2 separate regions of the Mus musculus genome follow, and region 2 is linked to region 1. A link is a loop called in an ENCODE intact Hi-C map of the cell type or tissue named here. Cell type or tissue: heart. All regions are shown on one strand. Each heading gives the region's core, and the rest is flanking DNA. Links, peaks and the distances in the headings are about the cores only. Region 1 holds the start of Pusl1 (pseudouridylate synthase-like 1). Region 2 holds the start of Aurkaip1 (aurora kinase A interacting protein 1).

What was found. A loop is a pair of places that touch in the nucleus more often than their neighbours do. Peaks named below come from ENCODE experiments on the same cell type or tissue, not always from the same donor. Only the 100,000 strongest peaks of a DNase experiment are listed, where the experiment ranks them.
Region 2: a loop joins it to region 1, with 2.0 times the contacts of the local background. A loop is called at or near these places in 4 of 42 quality-filtered maps.

Annotation. Positions count from the first base shown.
Region 1 is chr4:155,888,360-155,896,684 of GRCm38, forward strand. Ints11 (integrator complex subunit 11) reads left to right here. Exons shown (of 17, transcript NM_028020.3): 16 at 37-166; 17 at 261-744. The coding sequence ends at 326. It overlaps Pusl1 (pseudouridylate synthase-like 1), which reads right to left and starts at 3,403. Exons shown (of 8, transcript NM_001033490.1): 1 at 3,272-3,403; 2 at 2,999-3,056; 3 at 2,693-2,880; 4 at 2,394-2,543; 5 at 2,140-2,310; 6 at 1,310-1,364; 7 at 1,075-1,237; 8 at 498-809. The coding sequence starts at 3,348. The coding sequence ends at 796. It overlaps Acap3 (ArfGAP with coiled-coil, ankyrin repeat and PH domains 3), which reads left to right and starts at 3,516. Exons shown (of 24, transcript NM_207223.1): 1 at 3,516-4,082; 2 at 7,752-7,809; 3 at 8,208-8,325. The coding sequence starts at 4,036. LOC115489960 (a long non-coding RNA gene) reads right to left here and starts at 408. Exons shown (of 2, transcript XR_003955325.1): 1 at 164-408. In heart, for the core only: CTCF peaks have their summits at 3,774 and 6,453; DNase peaks (open chromatin) are centred at 3,452, 3,862, 6,072, 7,042 and 3 weaker places; H3K4me3 peaks cover 5,045 bases; H3K27ac peaks cover 3,003 bases.
Region 2 is chr4:155,829,400-155,837,724 of GRCm38, forward strand. It overlaps Aurkaip1 (aurora kinase A interacting protein 1), which reads left to right and starts at 1,870. Exons shown (of 4, transcript NM_025338.4): 1 at 1,870-2,336; 2 at 2,584-2,671; 3 at 2,953-3,398; 4 at 3,492-3,699. The coding sequence starts at 2,617. The coding sequence ends at 3,593. In heart, for the core only: CTCF peaks have their summits at 2,205 (motif pointing right) and 4,620 (motif pointing right); DNase peaks (open chromatin) are centred at 1,902, 2,192, 4,052, 4,742 and 1 weaker place; H3K4me3 peaks cover 2,670 bases; H3K27ac peaks cover 1,766 bases.

The DNA.
Region 1 (8,325 bases), core at 143-8,142:
AGGGTGAGGCAGGGGTCTAACTATGCCTCTCCTTAGCACCCTCAAGGACCACTGTGTACAGCATCTCCCCGATGGCTCTGTGACTGTGGAGTCCATTCTAATCCAGGCTGCCGCCCATTCGGAGGACCCTGGTACCAAGGTGCTATTGGTCTCCTGGACTTACCAGGTAAGGAGCATGGGCATCACTATTACTCCTGTAGGCCTCACTTCCTTGGAATTGTGTTGTTTGCAGTGTTTAACTGTGGCTCCCTTCCTTACAGGATGAAGAGCTGGGAAGCTTCCTCACAACATTGCTCAAAAATGGCCTTCCTCAGGCTCCCAGCTGACATGTATCCACCAGGAATCCACTGCTCTTGTCTCTTGCTGTTCTCCCAGCAGGACCAGGGCTTCGGCCGAGAGGCGGGTGCCCTGAGTAAATGGGAGACCATGACTGGATTACAGACCCCGTTCTAGGGATAAGATCAGAGTCATAGGCTGGCTAAAGTAATAAACAGACCTTTTTGTTCTCTATGTCTTTTATTCCTACTCTCTGCCCCAAGAAAACAGGGTTCCCAGAAAAATGGGGTTTTTACAGCTTTTGACTGCCTGGTACCCCATGTTGTTCCCTTTAGTGACAAAGGGATGTCCAGGGTAGAGAGCCCGGGGAAGTGGTAGCTGCTGGAAGGTAGGCAGGACTGCCAGAGCCCTACATAGCTGTAGATTAATCTCTGCCGAGCACAATAAATGTTGTACAATCTCCACTTCATCTCCACTGTGTACCGTCATCTAGTTTCCACACCGCGGACACCATAGGGTTCAGGATGTAGGACCTATGGATAGACTCTAGGTCAAAATAGAACTCTTACAGAGACCCCACTTATCCCCAAAATCTGACCCAGTGGACCACTTACTCCACGCACCCTGGGGAATCGCTGATTCGATCCCTTAGTCCTCCCCCCCACTGTCATTGGCTTCCCCACTAGGTGCTTGGGTACTCATCTAGTACAATGTGGGCTTTGACTGCATCCAAAAGTCCCCTCCCTGAGCGACAACCCAGCTTTGGGAAAGATTCTTTCCAATCCCATCCCCTCTTACCAAAGTTGTCATACAGCACTGACTTCAAGAACAGGCCACGGGCTGGAGCAACTCGAGCCTGATACTTGCCCAAGGGATCTTGACTCTCCAGAATCACTTTCACTTGTGTGGGTGCCAGGATCCCTAGCCCCACAGCCACCAACACAGCTGTCATCCTCCGCACCTGCAGCAGAGAGCTCAGGTTGTCACAGGTGTGTCTACCCGAGCCCATCCTGTGAGGGTTAAGACAGCCTACCTGTCTATAAAGGAAAGACTGGCTCTCAAACTCCAAGGTCCAGAACTGCAGCCTCCTAGGAACACAGACAGCTTTGAGGTCCAAGCTAAGGGCAGGCTCAGCCAACCTAGCTCACCATGTGGCTTCAGACAAGACAACGATTTATATACTGGTTTAAAGGCTTCCATCCAGGGTGGGTTCTTGCCTAGTTGACCACCAGTTCCAGAGGGTGAGCGAGTTTTGCATGACTTACTCGACTCTACATATACCATGAAAGGAAACAATTATATAACAGAGCATTGGTTAGTTTGTGCACGGGAAATAGCGATTGCTTTGGGCCTTCATGTTTTGGGGCTAAAGTATTTGTGCTGAAGCAGGACATAGCCAGCCCACCTATCAAGATGGAACCTAGGCCATGTGCTCTTGTGCCTGGTCACACCAAAGCCCCTTTACCAAACCCTTGGAGCTGGTTCCAGATGTTATGTTCTCAAGGTGAGCGGCTGATTCCTGGTGTTTGAAGCAGAGAACTTAACGTAGTCTGTCAAAGTGGAATGGAACTATTCGCTCTAGTGAAATCTTTTCAGAGACTGCCAGAACTTACCTGCTATAAAGAGCTATGGGTCTGGCAGGGCCCTCAGAAAGGCAACATTTTCCACCCTGTGCTCCCCAGGCTGGCAGAGACCCCACCCAACAGGAAGAAGACACAAGTTTCTGGCTCACCTTCTTACACCCTCTAGGCCCAATGGATGTGCAATATACCCATTTAGCATCATCTCACTTTTATTGAGGTATTATGAGTAATGACCCTGGTGGCCTCTAGTCCTGGCATAGTGAAAGGCTAGTCGTCTCACCTGCTCCCCTCGGGGAGGACAAATGGGCTGGCTGGACCAGGTGACACTGAGACTCTTCGAAGTGTGCGTACAGTATTTGTGACTGGGCTGCCAGCAGACTGGAAGGCACTAAAATCATGTGTCCCGAGGAGGTGCTGGGCAGCCTCCTGCATGGCCGCCATATCCAGGTACCTGCAGAGCCAAATGAGCATTATTGAGGAGAGCCCAGGCAGATGGATGGTGAGCCATTTTCTTCCCATTCTTAGCTCACTCACTCTGTCTGCAGAGCCCAGCATACATTTTGTTCAAACACAGGCAGTTGATTAGGCCAGGAGCAGCCTGTGGCCAGACGATATTGGTAGGTCCTGGAGGTGGCTGCGTGTCGAGCGTGGAAGTCGTTGGGCACTCGGAAGGCCTTCAGTACACTGTGGCAAGCAGATCTGGCTCATCCCAGGAATGAGTATGCCCAACTGTCCACACAGCACTATGGAAATCTCTGCCTCCCACCACAGTGGGGTGCAATGGTAAAAGACAAAAAAAAAAGCCCAGAACCATACCAAAACCCCGGGCTCACCGAATGGCCGGGTGCTTCAGGTGGGTGTTGAGGGCCTTGGCCACGACCTCCGGGGAGAAAGGCGACTGCCCTGGGCGGCGCTGGATGTCCAGGTGCGCCGCGTTGCTCAGGGCATGCACCCCGGCATCGGTGCGGCTAGAGATGGTGAACCTGACCGGGTCGACAGAGTTCAGCCGCTTGGCAGCCTCCTGCGGGAACCGTACAGGCGGCTGCCACATCGATGGCCGGAGTCCGTGGAATAGGAGGAGGAGAGTGGGTAGGGGTTGGAGCTGCCGACTGCTTCTTCCTCCCCAAACCGGTCCTCACCTCCAGGAAGTTCAGCACCCCAACAGCGCGCGGATTGCCCCTCACGGCCGCAACCCCACTGCGGAGAGAAACAGGAAGGAATTATCTGCGGTGTCTGTGGACGCTGTCCCGCCAGGGGTCTCGGCGCCCAGGCGCGTGGGTTCGGTGCAGGCCACTGTGTTCCTCGGCTCCTAAAATCCCGCATCCCGAGACCGATCGCGCCCGTCCTGGTCACCTCGCGGACTTCCCGCGAGGCCGAGTGGAGAACGCGGGGGTAACAGCGGGAAAACGTACTTGAAGTCAGTGCCCAAGTACTGCAAGAACACAAGGTAGCGCGCACGCACCGAGCCCACCGCCCCGCAGGAGCCCATATTTGAGCGGGCGGGGCGCTTGCACGTGGCCCGCGGTCGACCCAGCCCAGCAGGGACGGCGCCTGCGCACTGACTCGGTCCGCCCCGCCTGAATGGAGAGGCGGGGGCGGAGCCAAGCTTAGGGATCGGGTGCAAAGTGCGGTCCTCTAGAGCCGGCTATGTTTCCTGTCCTCGGCCTCACAGGGGCGCGATGATGGGTCGCTTCCGCACAAGCGACCTTAATTCGTTCACTCCCGATCTCCCCGCCGCCGTCGCGGAGTGTGTCCGTCGGCAGCATTCCAGCCGAGTTCACCACCGCCGTGATGCCTGAAGTGGGCGAGCCGTGCCCTTCCCTGTCCCGCGACCGAGCCAAACCACTCCGAAGCCCAACCGCCGAGGCCGGCCCAGCTCCCAGACCGTGGTGACCGAGGACAGAGCGCAGCGACAGGCGAGGGGATGCAGCGGCGCTTTTAGCGACGCTCCCCGGAGGTGACAGCGGGTGGCGCAGGCAGAGGCTGACTTTGGCGACGCTCCCCAGCGGTGACAGGCGGGGCGGGGCCGCGGCGCGCCGGGCTCAGACCGAGGCGGGCAGGCGGGCGGGCGGGCGCGGAGCGCAGCTCGGCGCGGGCGCCACAGACGGTCCACGGGCCGGGGATGCCGCTCGACGCGCCTTGGTCCTCCGCACAGTGAGCACCGCTCGCCGCAGCCATGACGGTAGAGTTCGAGGAATGCATCAAGGACTCGCCGCGCTTCAGGTGTGCTGCGGGCCCGGGGTAGGGCGCGGGCGGGGATGGGGAGCCGCCTTTGTGCCGGAGGCGGGCAAGGGGTGTCCAGCGTGGTGACCGCTCCGAGTCCACCTGGACGGAGCAGAAGACCTGGCACGGACAAACCGGCGGGAGCCGGAGTCGCGGTCCCCTAGCTGCGCAGCTCCGCCTCCGGCCTCGGGGGACCGGAACAAAAGACGCCCCTGTGCTGATCACCTCGCGCGCGGGGGTGAGTGTGCAGACCGCCTTGGGCAGCTGTGTGTCACTGGGCATTTGCGTCCAGTGCCATCTCTAGAACTGTCCACCCTTCTTTGTGTGTATGCTCTGGTGTGCCACAAGTACTGGGCTCCTCCTTGGCCCTGTAGTCCAATTCTGGCTAGGATTGTCTGGCACCCTGCTTGGTCTCTATCTTGATCCGTATGTCCAGAGCAGTGTATGGGTGCAACCAGCCGGAGCCATCAGGGCCTGAGATAGACACCTTGGTGAGAGTTAACGGATGTATGAGTGACCCAGGAGCCTGAAGGGGTAGAGGCTGTAAGGATGAGGAAGTCGTGTTTAGGTGGAAGGGTATGGGCCTTATTCACCTATGGGTTTGTTTCTTTTATTGTTCCTGGAATACAGTCGTGCACATCTGTGTGAACCACATGGCCACACAGATATACATCTGTTTCATTGAGTGGCATTTGGCAGACAGTAATGGAGTACCTCCTGTGTGTCATTTGAAATTTCGGACCTTCGTGAGGTGTCCCACCTCTGTATGTGCACACACACACACACACACACACACACACACACACACGGGGGGGGGGGGAGCATGTTCTGCCACTCTGCTCTCCTTGGTGCACATGAATGTGTGGGTGAGCTGTGATACGGAGTTGGTGTGCTTGATGCATGCACATAGCCTAGTGTGGATGGACACGTGTGTACATGTGCTACATCTCTGTGGATTCGTGAACCGTGTTTGCCATGCTACTAGACACATGTTAACGTATGCAGGTGTGTGTTTTAGTGTGCACTGTATCCCTGGAACACATGTCTGCATGCCCTGTGCTAATACATGTATGCATGTTTATGTATAAGCATGTATCATGCCTTTGCTCGTGTGAGCTTGACCACATATGTACATGAGTGCTGGGTTTCTGAGGGCCTACCTCAGCAGTCCAGCTCTTTGCAAAACCACCTTGCAAGAGAGTCAGCCAGAAACACCTTGGAGCGTTAGAGTTTGCCAAGAGTGTCCACTGACTATAGGCAGGGGGCTTAAGGCAGTCAACTATGCTTTCCTGTTTTCTATTGAGAGGAGTGGTCTGAGAGCCTCTGATACCCCACAGTTCTGCATCCATTTGGTAGGAGTCTTAGCCAAGGTCTCAGTGCATGGAACTGGGCCCCAGTTGAAGCGCTCTCATTTTTGCCCTTACCCCTTTCTGCAAAGCCCTGGCTCTACCCTGCCTTGTACAGGGTTTTGGGCCTAAGCAGAAATCCACTCACCTCTAGGCCTTCTTTGCCACAGCCAGCCAGTTGGACTTGTGGGGCTGCAGTAGGTGTGGCAGGTACCTAGGCTTAACATCATTTCTTTTGATGGAGGAGGGGAATGCTGGGGATGACTCTCCGGACATTGGTCTTGGGGTGATGGAACCTGGCTTGGTGGTGTGGGGTGGGCTGTGACTGGATGAGTTCGAAGAGTACCTTGTCTACTCTAAGGTTTTACTGAAGTTATAACTTGATCTTTGTGGCCAAGAACCTTTAGGTGAGGCAGGGTGGGGCTGTCTGAAGGATGTGGAAGTGAGGTGGAGCCTAGACCCAAACCTAGAAACGTTGGTAGTTTTGCTTTGGGACTCTTGGCCTAGAATAAGGGCTTGTGACAGCCTTAGGAATGTCTCATAGTCCCTGAAGCTGTGGGTGGGGGTGCAGGGGAGCCCCGGAAGAGAAGCCGGCCCAGCCTTGGCTGCAAGCCCTTCCCTGGGTGGGGCTTCAAGCGCTGAGTCATGGCTTTGGTGAGGGGGCTCCTCCCCAACCTCCAAGCTGCTGAGGAAGTCCCTGGCTGGCAAAAAATAGGCATGGGGCAGGAGGGGATGCCTCAGGTCCTTGGCTGAGGAAGGGAGTGCTGAGAGACTCCCGGGACAGAATGCTGGCCCCCTTGAGCTTGTACTAACTGCCCACTATGTTCCCCTGTCCCCGTGAATACAAATGCCAGCTCCTGCTGCAGCCCCTCCCAGTTTCTGGCTCCCTGGCCAGCTGCAGCTCTCCATGCAGCTGTCTGGGCTGTCAGGCCTGCTTGGGGAGCACTGAATTGGTCTCTCCTAGGCAGATAGTTACATCTGTGTTCTGGAACTTCTGGCTCGCGTAGTGGCCAGAATCCTGGAACAGAGCCTCCTGTGGTAGCCTGTGTTAGGCTTAGATAAAGGACTTTTTTTTCCCCCCCCCACCAAGCCGGACAGGCTGTGCAGCATCCATCAAAGGCATGGCTGCCAATGGTTCACTCGGATGCTGCAGCTCTGTCCCTGTCCCTCTGAGCTTTAGGAATCACGGTGCCTAAGCCCTTACGAAGGGATGAGGCTGATGGCCGGGATCTTCGAGGGTCCGTGGCTAGGGCAGCCTGGCCATTTCAGCCCAGGTTCTAAATGAAACCGTGTTTCAGCCCCTATGCTTCTCATGCCCCTTACCCAGGAGAAACTCCACAACAGGTCTTTCTCCTTTCCTTTCTAAAGAGTAGGGCAGAAAGGGCTAAGGAGCTGCTAGAACTAATTCCCCTCTGACACCCAACCTCCAGCCCGTGTAAGTCTTGTTCCTAGAGGTCTGTCTAAACCTTCGGCCTATTTTGTTCCCAAGGTACCCCTTCCCTTGTAGGCCAGATGGGCCTAGCTCACCAGCTGAGCTGGTTGAATGAGGTGGGGGGCTGCTGGGAGTCTGCCCTGATTTCCTGATTTCCTGTTCCCAACTTGGAGTTGGGGGGTGCAGTCACGTGCCCGATCCATCTGCCTTTGGCTTCCGGGATTCTCCCAGGCTTCTCTTGGTGATGTCATCATTAACTCCTCCCTCCCCAGGGCATCTTCTTTATCAGCCTGGATTGGTGAGAATGAGCTCCAAGGAGACCCGATGATCCATCTCTTCTTCTGACTGAGCTGAGCTGTATGGAGCCTTGAGGTTGAGGGAGGTGGAGTTTGAGGTCCCTTAGCTGATGGTTCATAACCAACTGTTTTAGGGTCATCTAGCTGCAGGCCAAATTGGCCTGTAGTTGAAGCAAAGAAGTAAGGGACCAGGCTCTTTTCAGTGAGAAGGGACCTGTCCAGATGGAGTCAAAGCTCAACTCTGAGCCCCAGAGAAGACTATCATGGGCACCAACACCACATCATGAGACTTCAGCATTATTGTGCTTAGGAAATAAGGACATGTTAACCCTTGGCTCATGGGGCATAGCTATACTGTAGTGTGTATGTATGTGATATCATGGGATAGCCCATGTGGCAAGACTGGGTGGCTTCAGCCTGCTCTGGGTAGCTCCAAAGTGCTGGACCTGGGTCCCAGTTATGTCCATCGGGCAGGGAGGGTGTTTATCGCTCTCAGCCCCAGTTTCCTGGAGCCCCATTCTGGCAACAAAACCCCTGGGGGGATGCAACAGGAAATGAAACTCCAAGTGATCTAACCACCCAATTCTTGTTGCAGGGCAACTATTGATGAGGTAGAAACAGATGTGGTTGAGATCGAGGCTAAACTGGACAAGGTAAGAGACAGAGCTGGTGGTACATAGAGTGCCCAACACTACTGTGCGCACTCCAAGCCCAGCCTGGGACTATGGGATGACTCCAGGTATAGCTGCCTGTGTCTGAGATGCCTATTGGTTGGGAAATAGCTGCTGTGTTTGCTGTGCCTAGTGTGACGGGGAGGGGAACACCAATCTCTCCTTCTAGATGATCCTCTGAATACCATTTAGGTGATAGAGTCTGTCCCTAGCCCTGAACTGAAAAGGGGCAGCTATGTCTGGATGTTAATGGGCCTGAGTTAAATTCTGGCTGCCCCCGACTGAAAGTGTATCCTCTCTGGCCTGGCCTTGTGGCGGATCTGCGTTACCAGCTTGGAGAAAGTCAGGCCCTCATTTTGCCCACTCTGTCCCACTTGTAGCTGGTCAAACTGTGCAGTGGTATGATTGAAGCCGGCAAAGCCTACGTCACCACCAACAGGCTCTTTGTGAGCGGTGTCCGAGACCTGTCTCAGCAGTGCCAGGGCGACACCGTCATCT
Region 2 (8,325 bases), core at 18-8,017, 59 kb before region 1:
TTCCTTCCTTCCTTCCTTCCTTCCTTCCTTCCTTCCTTCCTTCCTTCCTTCCTTCCTTCCTTCCTTCCTTTCTTTCTTTCTTTCTTTCTTTCTTTCTTTCTTTCTTTCTTTCTTTCTTTCTTTCTTTCTTTCTTTCGGGTTCTTTCTGATTGGGAACAAACGAAAATCCCACGGAAGAATAGGAAGTACTCTTAACCACCAAGCCATCTCTTCAGCCCCAGCAGTGCTTTTTTTCTTAGGTTTTTATGAAGGATTAACCTTTGCAATTCCAGATCTGCCTTGGCAAGGTTAGTTTACAGTAGCAATACAATGTCATGGTGTCATGGCTATGTGTCTGTGTTTTATTGCCACCATGGCCAAGCAGCTACCCTGCCCTGGTTGGGCATGTTCTGTTTTGGCCTGGAGCCTGTTTGAGATACAGGGGGTCTTTTGGTTTTTTGAGACAGGGTTTCTCTGTGTAGCCCTGGCTGTCCTAGAATTCAATCTGTAGACCAGGCTGGCCTTGCAACTCAAAAGAGATCCATCTGACTCTGTTTCCCAAGTGCTGGGATTAAAGGCGTGGGCCACCACCACCCAGGAAAGTATAGGGATCTTAACAAGGTTGGCTTTACTCACCTCCTGGAAGACTAGAAACTTGCTAGTTCCCGGGATTGTGTAAGGAGGATGCTTTGCTTGGTCTCTTTCCAAAACTTGTTTCCACTTGCCCTTTCTCTTATTGTCCCTGACTCTACAAAGACCTGTCCCGATACGGGTTGTTGTGAACATGACCATTTCTCTGATGGATTTATTTACTTTTATTCATCTCCTTGAACCTTTAGTTATGCAATCCAAGGAGAAACACATCAAATAAAAGCTGGCCATGTTGAGGACTGGGAGCACCAAGGTGAGGGCTGGAATCTAGAGACTCCATTTGCCTTTTGTGGCTAAACCCAGGGTGAGAGTCTGAACTAAAGACAGACTAAAATGCATAAACCTTCCTGTTTGGGCTAGCGCAGTGGTTAAGTGCTTGCCACATAAACCCGACAACTTGAATGAGATCCCTGGAATTCACTTCCTTAAATGTGGAAGAAGAGAAATGACTCCATGTGTGCTGTGGCATATGCAGGTGCACATTGTGCCTCCCCTCTCGAAACATCATTAGAAAAGACAAATATCTCCAGCATCCCCTCTCGAAGGTAGGGTACACGCAACATCACTTTGTGACCTCAGTTACACAGCTGGGACGACAGCCTGCAATTTCTGCCCTCTTATTGGTTTATGTAACTTTAGCTAGGTTAATGCCTGAGAATGAGATATTTGGCCACTTTGTGTTAAGAATCCACAGAAATCCCTCATGCGAGGCATACGTAGTTTCTCAAATGAAGGAGAACCCTAGTCTTGCACCCCTGTCCATCGGAGCCAGCAGGACTTTCTGGTCCACACTGAGGTGCAGTGGATTGCTAGGCTCTTGCCAAGGAAAGCAGCAGCCGTATTCTGAAGAAGCTGCTTTTAAGTTTTGGGATAAAAATTAACGTGTGTGTGAGGATATTTAAATTTTTCCTCAGGGGGCTGGTGAGATGGCTCAGTGGGTAAGAGCACCCGACTGCTCTTCCGAAGGTCCGAAGTTCAAATCCCAGCAACCACATGGTGGCTCACAACCATCCGTAATGAGATCTGACTCCCTCTTCTGGAGTGTCTGAAGACAGCTACAGTGTACTTATATATAATAAAAAATAAATAAATCTTTAAAAAAAATTTTTTTTTCCTCAGGGCACACTAAAGAAATTAGGACTTTTTTCACTTGAGATTAGCGGCAGGGTAGGACCGCGGAGCAGGAACAGGGCGGAGTTTCTGAGGCCTCAAGAAGCAGAGCGCCCCATTCTGCAGCCAGCCTATCCCACAGGACTATTAAACGACCTGCCGCCCTAACAGGAGGAGCGCCACTTGTCACTTCCGCAGTCCTACGGTCCATGGCGGTACCCGGAGGCTAACCGGCTTGGGAGAGACGAAAGGAAAAAAATATATATATATATACTGTAAAGTCCGCGTGCACGCAGAGAGCACTCTCCGGGATTGTGGTGGGTGTCGGGTGTGGGCACTTTTTACCCGGAACGTTGTTGCTGCTGGACAACAGCGGCAGGGGAAGCGTCCCCTCCAACCGGAAGCGATCGCCTTCGGGCACGCAAGGATCGAGTTAGCGCAGAGCCGGGCACCAGAGGGCGCTGCGTAGGACCAGGGACCGGAAGTGGTCGAGGTCAGAGGCGACCTGATCGGTCCTAACTTCCGGGATTCGGTGGGCCTGTTGCGGGGCTCAGATGATGAGCGGCGGCGGAGCTCGCTTGGCCTGCGTCTGTTTGGTGCGTGCGAGCGTCGATATCGTCCTGCGCTGTGGGTTTCGCTGCCTGAGCGGGAACCGTGGGTGGGCGGCTTACAGCGACCACGCTGGTGGAGAGAAGTAGGGACAGGATTTGCGCTCAGAGCGACTTTTGAAGATGTCTCCTTATCGCGGGTCAGGGGGACCCAGGGTGATGGGATATGCGAGGCCTGCGGCCGAGAGCACTGCCCGTCGCCGCTGCGTGACCTCAGCTGGTTCCTGTGTTCTAGCTTTGAGCGCTGCCGCCGGACCAACTGCTCACCATGTTCCTGGCGCGCCTGACTTCACGGCTGGCCAGGACTGTTGTTCCCTGGGCAGGTAAGACGCCCCTGGACGCGGAATCCACACCTGACTTGGGGATGGGAATCATCGCGGCCCAGCTCGCCTTCAGTAGTCTCCTGTCGCTACTGGGAATAAGAGCCTGGGCACAAACCTTTTCCTGCGAGCTTGCATGTAGTATGTAGGAGCACATCACAACTCCAGACGGAAGGATAAGGGGCAGGCCTTACCATTTGGGTCTACATGTTGCCCTAGCCTGGGTAGTAGTGGTGTTCTGATCTGCTGTGATGGCACTAGTAGCAACTGTGTTGTTTCCCCAGGTTTCAGTCGTTCCTGCCCTGGCTCCGGGGTGATTGGCAGCTATGCTTTTCGACCCCTTTACAGTTTGCAGCCTGCAAGCCCAAGTCGGGCTGCCTCCCTCCCTGGTAAGAGGACCCAGTCAGAGCTTGAGGAGTTCCTGGTCCCCAGGAAGATGGCCATCAGTCCTCTAGAGAGCTGGCTGACTGCTCAATACTTATTGCCCAGACGGAATGTCGAGGTCCCAGTGACTCTGGCTCCCTCCCAGTTCTACGAATGTCCACCTAGGCAGGGGGAGGAGGAAGCCCAGCAGGGAGTCAGGGAAGCCTGGGATGCCACTCCAGTGCAGTGCAAAAACGTGCTGAAGATCCGAAGGCGAAAGATGAACCACCACAAGTACCGTAAACTGGTCAAAAGGACCCGGTTTCTACGTCGCAAGGTCCGGGAAGGACGTTTGAAGAAGAAGCAGGTGAATATGGGCACTCCCTTGGACCTAGACTGACAGTGGTTAAAAGAGGCTTTGCTCGTTATAATAAGTTGGTTGTCTCCTCTGCCCTTGCAGATCAAATTTGAGAAAGACTTGAAGCGCATCTGGCTTAAGGCAGGCCTGAAGGAAGCCCCTGAGAACTGGCAGACCCCGAAGATCTACCTGAAGAACAAATAATCTGGGTTCCTGTCCCTCTGGCTCTCTTGCTGCTTCTGACCCACTATAATAAATATTGGAAGGACTCAATTATTCTAGGCCGACCTAGAGTTTCTTTGGCTTGGTGTGAGATCTCTTCGGGTAAAAAAAGACTCTGTCATAGGAACCCAGGGCCCAAGTGTGCCTAATTGTCCTTGACCTCCAGCCTGACTAATCTGCCTCATTTAGAGATGTGTGCTCTGGGACCACTGAACAGCTCCAGGAAGGTGGACATCAATGTGAATACTGGGTGTCCTGGTGTCCTGGAGCTGAGGGGTACCTGGGTTAAGGGGAGTGCTGATTATGGAGTAAGAGATGATCTGTGAGGACTCAGGAGGGAAGCAGAAAAGGGAAGCTCAGATGTCTCAAGAGATGGCACGTGGTCCTCTGTAGTTGATGAGCCATTTAAGTTGCCCTGTTGGCTGGGATGGACTCGTCTTGCCACAGGGACAGGGTATTGGGGTGGGTCGCCAGTGTTCCCAGATGTCCCAGCTTCTGCTTGGCTCCTCAGCCGTGTGGGTGGGAGCATTAATCAGGAAGGTTGCCTGGATGGTGTGTTTTGCTAGGTTCAGTGTTGACATCTTACTACAGAAGATGCTGTTTTTAGAGTCTAGCTTGGGGAAGAGTATCCCTGCATCAAGAGGAGTGTATGCTCTGAATAGTTGAGGACCTGGAAGGACCCTGGCCTTGTATACCAAGTTATGAGGGAGCTAGGAATAAGCTTGGGAACTGAACAGTGCATCTGTTAGGCCACGCGGGCCCTCATGAACCCTGCTCTCCGATATCACCTGAACTAACAAATCTAGGCTGGCTTAGATGATATTGATAACCAGATGTCCCTTGGGATCCAACTGTGCCCCTGACCAATGAATGTGAATCAGTGAACCGGTTTCTAAAGGCAGGGTCCAATAAGGGCCTTGTGCTCTCTGCTGAAAAATTGAAGCTGATTGGATGGAGTGCAAAAGCCAAAAACCTCTAATGTAGTTGTGCTTTTACTAGTGACCATAAGGGGGCAGCAACCAGGCTCTTGGCATCCCACAGTCCCTGGCAGAAGACCAGAGCAGCTGGCTGAAAGCTCCTGTCAGGGCTCCCCAGCTGTGGTACTCTTCCTGAGTCTGGGTCTCCTGGGGTGACTGGAACAAGGGTTCTAGGGCCAGGGCCTCAAAGATGGAGCCTTGTTGAAGTGGAGCATTCTCTCTCTGATCCAGTTCTGGCCACGTCTAACCCTGTAGCTCCCTGCATTCTGCTGGCACTTTTGGCTGTCCACAGCTGCTCCTGGTATTTCCTTCCAGCCCTGCCCAGGAGCTGCCCTGTGGCTCACCCCACACTTCCTTTTAGAGGAAAAATGGGATTTTAATTCTCCTGTCTGGAGCTAAGCACCCAGATGTTAGAAGAGAGTGCTCTGGGACCACTGTGAACAGCTCCAGGGAGGTGGGCTTCAATGTGAATACTGATGGTAGAGTGTCCTGAGTGGCCCAGGCCTGGGTGCTTCAGCTACCATGCTGGCTTCCACCCAGGGTGCCAGCTGGAAAAGAAAAGGCTCTGGGCTACTTCACCTCATAGTTCATTCAGAATAATAGGCAGGTTTTGGGGTTTTTTTTGTTTGTTTGTTTGTTTGTTTGTTTTTGGTTGTTTTAATTTTATTTAAGATTTATTTATTTATTATACATAAGTACACTGTAGCTGTCTTAGACACACCAGAAGAGGGAGTCAGATCTCATTACAGATGGTTGTGAGCCACCATGTGGTTGCTGGGATTTGAACTCAGGACCTTCGGAAGAGCAGTCAGTGCTCTTAACCACTGAGCCATCTCACCAGCCCTGTTTTGTTTTATGAAACAGGGTCTCTATGTAGTCCTGGCTCTCCTAGAACTATGTAGCCTAGGCTAGCTTCAACCTCAGATCATCATGCCTCTGCCTCCCGAGTGCTGGGATGAAAGTCATGCACCATCCTGTCTGCCCATGGGCAGTGGATCTTAACATGGCCTGAATCTTCTAGAGACATTTTTAGTTGTTATGGGTATCAGAAACAACAGATTTTGCTGGATTCCTTCAAGACAGGAACACGTGACTACCACACAGTCCTACACACAGAGTCAGACCTGGGGATGAGATTCTTATTCCCCTACCCAACCAAGATCTCAGCAGACAATTGGAGGATTATGTCTTTTATCTTTGCATCTCCTCCCAGGTCACAAGTCCTTCCTTTCCTATAGGACCTCTCCTGCCTTCTCCCTTGTGGGACACACAGCCCCTTGCTATCCCCCTGTTCTGGGGAAACGCCGTGAGGGGAGGCTTGTGATTTGGTTCTGCTTACAACTGCTCACTCTCCTAGCAGTGTCAGAGTTCAGGTTCCTGCCGGGCCAGGATTGGCAAGAGTGGTCTTCAAACCATGTTGGGTACCCCAACTCTTATGCCAACACTAAAAGCTAATAGCTATCTCAGTGTGGTCTTTTGAGAGCTAATCCCCCACCACATGCCTGCTCAGCCAGCATATTTACCTAGTGTATCTCTTAACCAGTAAATGTTCAGGGTCTCCACATACACGAATTCTTAGCTCTGCTGAGGAACTTTGGCCAGGGCATTGTACGTGTGTACAGCTGTCTGAAGCAAGCCTGATCCTCCAATGGGTCTTATTTCCTACTGTCGGGGAAGTATGTGGCTGGCAAGGACAATGTGTCCTATATAGGGCAGAACCTAGGAGGAGGATGGTCCCCTTGAGTTAGTCCTGGCAAGGACATGGACTAGGGTTAAGACTGGAGTTGGGGAGATATTTCTGTCTAGGACTGACATTGCCGCGTAGGCTTTCGTTCTCCAACTTGCTTTTACTAGGAGAACTGAGACGTCCTAAGTGTAGGACTACAGAATCCCAGATCGAGAAGCCTCGGGAGAGTTGGGTCCCCATAATCGCAGCTTGGGGTTTGGAGGAGCAGTACTGTAAACTCTAGTACAGGCTGAAGCTGTACACTCAGTTGGCAGGTGTTTGCCAAGCATACACAAAACCCTGAATCTAAGACTCAGCATTCAAAGGATAGATTAGAAATTTATGATTGCCAGGTATGGGAGGCAGAGGCAGGCTGATCTCTTGAATTTGAGGTCAGCCTGGTCTATAGAGTGAGTTCTAGCATAGCTAGGGACACACAGAGAAAGCCTGACTATAAACAAAAGTTCAAGGTTATCCTTGACTATAAAGTGAGTTCAAGAACAAAGCAGGCTTAGAAGGGACCCTGTCTTTTTTTTTTTTTTTTTTTTTTCCGAGACAGGGTTTCTCTGTGTAGCCCTGGCTGTCCTGGAACTCACTTTGTAGACCAGGCTGGCCTCGAACTCAGAAATCTGCCTGCCTCTGCCTCCTGAGTGCTGGGATCAAAGGCTTGTGCCACCATGCCTGGCTTTTTTTTTTTTTTTTTGATACAGGCTGGCCTTGAACTCACAGAGATTTGCCTCCCAAGCACTGTTATTAAAGGTTTGTGCCATCATATCCAGTACTTTTTAAATTATGCTCATCTCTCTGCTGGGAATTGAACTCAGGACTTCTGGAAGAGCAGTCAGTGCTCTTAACCGCTGAGCCATCTCTCCAGCCCAGTCTCAATATTTTTATGTGTCATCAGGCCAATCTCTAGCCAGATGGCCCAGGCCTATTCTTGTGGCATTTATTTTTTATACTTATTTATTTATTTATTTTGGTTTTTCGAGACAGGGTTTCTCTGTGTAACCCTGGCTGTCCTGGAACTCACTCTGTAGACCAGGTTGACCTCGAACTCAGAAATTCGCCGGCCTCATTTTAAGACAGGTTCTTCTTACTAATGGTGATCTCCTGACTCATCCTCTTGAATGCTGGGGTAACAGGAATGTGCACCATGCTCATCCCACTTCTGCTATTTAGAAATGATCATAAGAGGCGGTCTAGTGGCTCAGAGTGTTTGTTCCTCTTCCAGAGGACCCAGGTTTGGTTCCCAGCACCGAAAGGTGGCTAACAACTACCTGTAGCTCCAGTTGCAGAGAATCTGATGCCCTCTTCTGGCCTCTGAGTGCACTTCACATAGTACAGAAACATACATGCAGGTGACACACACACACACACACACCATAAATATTTTTTAAATGATCATAAGCCAGGTGTAGTGGTGTGTGACTTTAATCCTAGTACTTGGTAAGTAGAGGCAGGTGGATCTCAGGAAATTGGAGTCCAGTCTGGTCTACATTGTGAAAACAGTGAATCCCATAGCCCCCAAGGCTATGTAGAGAGACCCTTTCTCAATACATACATACATACATACGTACGCACATACATACATCGATTATAAAAGATAAGTATAGTGGTCTATCAATAGGGCAGGGACTGGTACATCTGTCTAGTTTAGCATTAAATCTTGAGTGCTTGGTATACAGTGGGTGTTTGGTAAATGCTGGATAACTAAAGACCAATGTGGGTCTTTATGGATGGATGAGTAACAGTGGATGCATGAGCAACTCAGTTTGTGCCTGCGTCTGATCTGATTATATTCCTTTGGCCTTCTTTTAAGAAGGCTGTGGTGGGGGAGTTGGGCTTGACTGAATCTCTGGTCCTGTGGTTTTTTGCCCCAATGAGCCGGGCTGCCTGGAATGTCCAAATCACCAGAAATAGGAGCCAACGTCGGATTCTCAGTCCTTGTGCCTAGTGGGTTGGCTGAGACTTGGACATGAGGTCAGCGGTTTTGCTTTGTCCTAGTCTGTTT